Linked DNA regions of Homo sapiens: all the other regions are linked to region 1. The links are chromatin loops, found by intact Hi-C in ENCODE. Cell type or tissue: heart right ventricle. All regions are shown on one strand. Region 1 overlaps LOC102723406 (a long non-coding RNA gene). Region 2 holds the start of LOC102723406 (a long non-coding RNA gene). Region 3 has its middle 210 kb from the start of LINC02344.

What was found. Hi-C counts contacts between places; a loop is a spot of excess contacts. Peaks named below come from ENCODE experiments on the same cell type or tissue, not always from the same donor. Only the 100,000 strongest peaks of a DNase experiment are listed, where the experiment ranks them.
Region 2: it touches region 1 in a loop (7-fold over the local background); 17 of 110 quality-filtered maps call a loop at or near these places.
Region 3: it touches region 1 in a loop (3.0-fold over the local background); 16 of 110 quality-filtered maps call a loop at or near these places.

Annotation. Positions count from the first base shown.
Region 1 is chr13:33,609,302-33,611,801 of GRCh38, reverse strand. LOC102723406 (a long non-coding RNA gene) reads right to left here. Exons shown (of 6, transcript XR_007063750.1): 5 at 1,174-1,369; 6 at 24-1,035. It also overlaps a transcript of STARD13 not described here. Among named protein-coding and RNA genes, the nearest start is that of RFC3, 210 kb to the left of the region's middle. In heart right ventricle, a CTCF peak has its summit at 1,134 (motif pointing left); DNase peaks (open chromatin) are centred at 581 and 1,271; H3K4me3 peaks cover 1,411 bases; H3K27ac peaks cover 2,500 bases.
Region 2 is chr13:33,553,580-33,556,079 of GRCh38, reverse strand. LOC102723406 (a long non-coding RNA gene) reads right to left here and starts at 1,347. Exons shown (of 6, transcript XR_007063750.1): 1 at 1,263-1,347. It also overlaps a transcript of STARD13 not described here. In heart right ventricle, no CTCF peak of the experiment used is centred here; no DNase peak of the experiment used is centred here; H3K27ac peaks cover 1,428 bases.
Region 3 is chr13:33,545,973-33,548,472 of GRCh38, reverse strand. It overlaps a transcript of STARD13 not described here. Among named protein-coding and RNA genes, the nearest start is that of LINC02344, 210 kb to the right of the region's middle. In heart right ventricle, no CTCF peak of the experiment used is centred here; no DNase peak of the experiment used is centred here; H3K27ac peaks cover 31 bases.

The sequences.
Region 1 (2,500 bases):
AAATGCAGGACACTGATCAACTCAGTTAAGAAGTTTTTATTTCAAGCCTGCTGGGCTTTACAAAGGACTGCATTTGACTCTGGGCATGGATTCAAAGTCCTTTTGAATAAATGACCTGCTTATCTAGCTGTCAAAATGTGGACCTCACTGGCACTCTTAACTATAGCCCTGATTCAAGTTTATGTGCCAGAAACGGAACTTCTGTCTTTCAAATTCAACAAGGTCTTCAGACCATGGCCGCCTTGCACAATATGGACCAGCAGTTGCTATTAGAGCAACTAAGGGTATTTACGGTTTATTCAAATAATGTAGTGCAAAGAATAGGAGGTTTGAAAGCCTGGCGAGGAGTGGAAGAATTGACTTCCATAAATCTAGGGCCCTAAAAATACCTTTTTTGTTCAAGCGTTGGAAAGAATTTTGTCGACCTTTCTGCTTCATTGGCATTTCTTTACGTTTTCCTGGTAACCAGAGACAAGTTGCACAATCGGTGTGGCATTTGGCTCCTGATTCTGGGGGAGAGGGAGCGCTGTCTGCTTTTTCAGCAGGCCCAGCACAGTGGAGCGCGGAGCATTCAGCACTGGGGGAGCCTGCCAGCAGCTGGCCCTGCCAAACTAAACAGGAATCAGCGCGGACAAAGGGAAGATTATGTGGTGGAAAAAGGATACCCCGAATTAAGGCAGGAAAGCCACGTCAATTATATTTGGAAGCGGTGTCTCTCCCCCGGGTTACAAAGCCGTGTCTCTAAGATTTCTGAGGATGTTGCTGTTTCACCGAAAGCTCACCCACAAAAGGTCAGTGGGTGGAGTTCAAACAAAATGCTTTTTCTCTTATGACTTCCTGTGGATCTTGATATCTCGCCACAAGTCTTTCTGCCACCACTGTGCCCTTCCATGCACACTAGTCACAGCAGGAGGAGGACAGGAACGCGCGCCAGGAGCGGATTAGGGGACGTGAGCAGGCGACCCTGGCAGAGGTTCTCCGCGCAGTGGCCCGCGGTGGGCTGGGCGTGCTGAGCACTGCGTCCCTGCTTCAGTCCTGATCTCAGCGGAAGAAAAATAAAAACACAACAAAACTCAAACCAACAAAACACCTGGGATTTCCCGGCCACCAGCCCCAGTGAGTGCCCCCACAGGATAAGCTCTTACTAACTCCTCCTGGTGGCCCCAGGCTGACCTCTGCAAGGTTACTGTTGGGAGTTGAAGGCAAAGCGGCCTGGCCCACTGCTGGTGATACCCAGGCTAGGCTAAGTCTCCTGAGGACACGTGGAGGCTCAGCGCAGGCGCAGGAGCAGCGCGGGGCTGGGAGAACTGGCAAAGCCACCTGCGGTGCTGTGCCCAGGGAGTCCATGATTCTTCTCTCCTCCTGTCTCCTTTTTCAAAATGCAAAATAAAATGAGAAATTTTGTTTTTAACAATAAAAGTAACAAATATATCATCACCAAGATGTTTAGATGTTAGTATTACTGGAAACAACTTGCTTTTTTTTCTCCTTAAATAAGTAAGACTTTGAAGATACAGTAAGGCCCCACCTTCATCCCTCCCCTCCCCAGAGTGAACCTCCTTAAATTTGTCTATATTGTTCCCACGTGATTTTTCTTATTTTTTCCATGCATAGTTTTATTTAAATATGATCTTGCATGGTTTTTAAATTTATGTAAATGATATCCTTTAAATATCTTTTTACAATTTACATTTTGCACTTAACCGGCCACTTTAGGAATTTATCATTGTGAATATCAATGTAAATCTAGCTTTAAGATTGTTTAATAAACTTTTCAATAAAAACAATTATTTTTTAAATCGATTCTATTCAGGAGCATGACTTTTTTCCCCACTTTTTAAATTACAAAGAATACAATTAGCATGTTTGTACATTTACACTAGCACACATGCCTAGTGTATATGGGAGTAGACCCTAAAGAACGAAGAAGTAGAGGCCGGGCGCAGTGGCTCACGCCTGTAATCCCAGCACTTTGGGAGGCCGAGGCGGGCAGATCACGAGGTCAGGAGACAGAGATCATCTCCTGGCTAACACGGTGAAACCACGTCTCTACTAAAAATACAAAAAATTAGCCGGGCGTGGTGGTGGGTGCCTGTAATCCCAGCTATTTGGGAGGCTGAGGCAGGAGAATGACGTGAACCCGGGAGGTGGAGCTTGCAGTGAGCCGAGGTCCTGCCACTGCACTCCAGCCTGGGCAACACAGCGAGACTCCATCTCAAAAAAAAAAAAAAAGAAAGAAAGAAATTAGAAGTAGAATTCCTGGGCCATAGGTCAGTTTCAACATTGCCAAATATTGACAAATTGCTCTCCAAGAGGGCTATGTTAATTTTCAAGCTCACCAGCAATGATCAAGATTTTCACCAAAACTTAGTGCACCCGATTAATTGTATTTGCTGACATGACGGTTTCAAGTGGTACCTGGCCGCTTGACTTTTCAATTCCGTGAGAACTAGTGAAGTTGAGCATATTTTCATATGCTGTTGTCCATTTGAGCTTTTTG
Region 2 (2,500 bases), 56 kb after region 1:
AGTAAACATGACAGCATTAACTTTTGTGTGTTCCTACTTTGCCAGTTCTTGCTTCACTAGCTAAAGAGCCCTGTGTCTATGAAAGCTCCACAGCCATGGCTCTGTCATTTATTTTTCTGAAGAAGAAATATTATTATCTCCAAACCTGGGGCCTCAGGAATACCACATCAGACAATAAAAATGGGTCAGACTATAAAATGGGTCTAATACTAACAAGAGATTGAACATCATAGAAGAGTGGGCAAAGTCCATTTACCTAACTTATTTCATGTGATTCTCATAATTCTGATGTTAGATACTAAGACCTTATTATCTCAATTTTTTAAGTGAAATAATTGAAGTTTGCAGAGGATCAGGGACTTTTCTAGGTTCACTTAACTAGTGTCTAGCAGGACAATGCTTAACCAGTATTTCCTAACTCCAAGTTGTTTACTCTTTCCATTAGATCACCATCCATTCTCTCAAAAATCTAACTGAGGTTAGGTTGGACTACAGAGGAACGAACAGCTGTTTGGGATGATCAGCAGCTTAGAGAATAGCATTAGAACTTACAAGAATGTACCCAGGGTATTGAAATTTATAATAAAAACAAACCTCCCAATTACAAAATAATTTCAGGATAAAAAAGGTTTACACCTAATAAGGCCATTCTCTTCTTTCCCAAAAACTTCATGAAAAGTTAATGCAGACAGTTGGAGCATTTTAGCTCCTCTGCTGGTCTGGCCTCTGACTAAAAATAAACAAGCCCTCTCCCCTGCAGAAGCTTTGCTGAAGCCCAGCAAGAGGTTAGAGAAATAGCAGACATGGGCTTAGCTGATTTGATGCTAGGCTAAGAGAAAAATCCAGGCTTAAGGTCTCTGATGTGAAAAAGAGGAATGGATTGAGAGGGCACCTAACACCTAGTTTCAGTTCAGATACTAACTAGTTACATATGACCTTAAACACATTTTGAAACCCTTTATGATTACTTCCTACATCCTTTCTTAGTTATCTCAGAACATGACCTAGTGCGGAGTTTCTGACACTGTGATCCTTAGACTACCAGCCTCAGAACCACCTGGGAGTGTTTGTTGTTAAATGCAGATTCCTGGGCCCTACATCCAGACCTACTAAACGAAAATGCCCTCAGATGAACCCAGGAAAACCAAGGTATGCTTTCAAAGTTTGCATGCTTAAAATGTGCCAAACACTAGGAGGGCTTTTGAAATAAATTACACATAATTTTGATCCCAACCCCAACATTTACTGGAAAATTACTTCACCTTTATCTCTGTGGAGTTTGCAGCCCCAAGCCTTTTCTTCTCAGTCACACTCAGCCAGCTAAGCCTCTCTGGACCTCACTTTTCCAACCTCTGAAATGGGTAAGACAACATTCAGCATATTGAGTGGATATGAAAAATAAATGAGATCATGCATTTATATCTTCAGTGTGCCTAACAATTTATAACACGTAAAAAATAATAAATATTAGGTAACTTTACTTTGTAATAACAGGCCTTAGCATAATAATAGCAGATATTTGATACTTACTATACATAGTACCTGGCACATTCCATGTCTTAATTCATGTAACTATCATAATAATCCGATGAAGAAGGCACTATTATTATGCTCAGTTCTTCTAGAGAGGAAGAGTCTGAGGCATGGAAGGTTAGGTAACTTGCACAGGGTCACACAGACAGTAGGTGATGGAGTCACAAGCCCTCTATGCGAATCAGCTACAAAATTGAGAATTTCTCTTTTAGAATCACTGCCACCATCACTGCCTTCAACAAATACATGGCAGAGCTGCATCCCACTTAGAAGTTATGAAATTGGGGCCAGATTATTTTGATACATACCACATTTTGAGATACACTGCCAAATTAAGAGGCTAAAAAAATTACATCTCCTGAGTATTTAATGTTCCTCCCTATATAAGTATTATACTATTTTAATTATTATAGCTTTAAAATGTGGTTAAATATCTATTAATATTGATTAGGCCAGATACCCAATGGTGAAGAGAAGATATAATTGAAATTCATAAACTCATGGAAGGGAGAGGCATTTAGCATATTCACCAAACTCTAATAATAATATAATGAATATGTTAAAAATAGAAATCTTTTAAAAAATTTGCTGTGAATCCTGAAAACTAAACTATAAATTCTAAAATTTTGATATAATTATTGGGAAATTTTTAATTAAAATAATGCTTGCAGCCAGGCACGGTGGCTCACACCCGTAATCCCAGCACTTTGGGAGGCTGAGGCAGGTGGATTATGAGGTCAACACATCGAGACCATCCTGGCCAACATGGTGAAACCCCGTCTCTACTAAAAATACAAAAATTAGACAGGCGTGGTGGTGGGTGCCTGTAGTCCCAGCTACTCGGGAGGCTGAGGCAGGAGAATCACTTGAACCCTGGAGGCGAAGGTTGCAGTGAGCCAAGATAGCGCCACTACACTCCATCCTGGCCACAGAGTGAGACTCCATCTCAAAAAAAAAAAAAAAGTGC
Region 3 (2,500 bases), 63 kb after region 1:
GTCCACTCCACAGAAATGGCTTCAGTCCATTTCATCAAACTGCTATGTTGTGTCAATAAGCTTTCTATGCACTATTCCACTTTTAAGAACTGATGGCCCTTGTACATTTGGGTTTTTTTCAACCAACAGTTGCATGCTAAGAACATCTTCCAAATTCTGTTAGAAGACTGAAGAGGAACTTGGTCAGTTTTTCAGCAGTCATCCATGTCCTCTTGTTCTCATTTCTGTTTTCTTCCTCCAAAAAAAATCACTTCCCCTATCTTTGGCTCATTTATTTTTCTATGGTATATCACTGCCTAGCATTGGAGTTGTTTTAACTTTTTCCTTCACCTAGCATTACTTATCAACATGATAGTTACATTCCCAAAAACTATATTGTAAAAGAAAGCAGGGATGAAATATTTAAGACCTGATAGGAAAAGCAGGTTTAGGAGATCAGAGTTATAGTGAATCTAAAATAAAGGCTGATGGCTCATTAAATAAATCAACTAATGGCATTTTAAATATTTTTAAATAGAAAAAATTGGCATTGTTCAATAACTAGTATTCCTTCTTCCTAACAAACTTTTTATTTCATTAACCTACTAATCATCTAAGATTCTTATGAATATGTTTTTCCTTCTTGTAAATAAAAATTGTTATGAAATATTTTTTCTTGGATCTTCATGAAATGAAAAATGCTTTTAAGTTTTATTATTCAATTACCTTATTTAGCCCTGGAAAATTGAAGAAGAAAATGCCAGTGCACTGTGATATAGTCTTAAAATCCTTCTAAATGCATTGTTTTATATTCAAAAGAACTTAATGCCAAGGCATAAATGACCACAGCAGAGCACTGCTCTACCCTAAAGGTTTTACATCCCAATTCCTTTCCTTTGGCTTATGTTGTCTCAGTTTTCTATATTTCTCTCAAGGTTACGTTACAAAATTATCTATACATACTTGCTCTTCCATATATTTTACCTCTTCTTCTCAGGGCCCTATGTTTTGCTGTAATTTTAAAAATTATCTTCAAGAAAAATTGCCCAATTTTTACAAACATAGTATCCTAAATTCCCACATTTGTGAAAAAAGTATAAATATGTAAATACACATATGTAAAATTTTGTACAGTAGGAATGTTCATTGGGGAAACGTTACTGAAACTGACACAAAGTGTTTAACAGAAATTTGCTTAAAGGGATCAAATTTCACCTGGCATAGGAACATATTTAAAACAGTGGGGTTGACACAATAGCTACATCTGTGTAACCAAACCATCAAGGCTGACAAACTAAATCCAGTTGTTAGTAAAGTTAATGACTAATTCTGATCAATACATGGCCAAAAGAAAAAGAAAACACTGTATCATAAGAGCTGAAAAACATCTACTGGGAAATGACTATTTTGTGAATACTTAAAAGCCTTATAAATGTACTATTATATTTTCACTTTTTCTAAAGTATTATAATTGGCAGGGCTCAAATTAGTAAAGTTAAATATATTTCAACATTTTATTAAACACTGAAAATATTTTATCCATATCAAGTATCAGGGGCTTAAAATGAGCTATTCCAAAAAAAAGTATCTCTCATCAATACTTTCACTTTAAAAGAATTATTATAATTTATCCATATATGAAATACAAAAATTATTAGAACATGTATTAGGCTTAAATTGATTACAAATAAAAAACATTAATCTTGCCTGTAATCCCAGCTACTCAGGAAGCTGAGGCAGGAGAATCACTTGAGCCCGGGAGGTGGAGGTTGCAGTAAGTGGAGACTGAGCCACCGCACTGCAGCCTGGGCGACAGAGTGAGACTGTCTCAAAAAAAAAAAAATTAATACGACAACACAATAATAAATAAATTTAGCTCATCACAAGGGAGCATGGTCATTAAAATGAGTTTAGCAGAATAGTCAATTCAAACTTATTTCCAAAGACTAACAGTATAAATTATAGGCAGTTTGAGATTTAAAATGTGGCAAACCAAAAATAGGGCAGTATAAAGGCTACAGAGACTCAACTACCAATGAATGACAAAGAAAAACTGGCCCAATAGTTAGTCAAAATGTGACTATTAGTACTATTAGGCTAAAATTAAAAGTATTAATAAGTCTATTGATTATAGCAAATAAACCGCCAAAAAGCTCTAACAACTAAGACCCCTTTAACAGCTGAATCAACTTAATTCTTCTTAGACAAATGCTTTTTGCCACAAATATTCATTATACATCCATTTACATATTATGTTCTTAGAAAATAAGAGAAAAAAATCAGAAAAGGAGGCTTCCACATAATAATAGGAATTATTTTTGAAAGAAAATCTGACGTGGGAATCCTAATCTAATTACTGTATCAAAGTCAACCAATTCTTGGTTGAAAGTAAACTACAGTATCATTTCATAAGAGTGTTTACTGATGAAATTAGCCAGGATAAATTGTAATGTTAACAGCCATAATAAATAAATGTCATAAAATACTAATTACTTTTAGTCAACAAAATAAGGTTATTTAA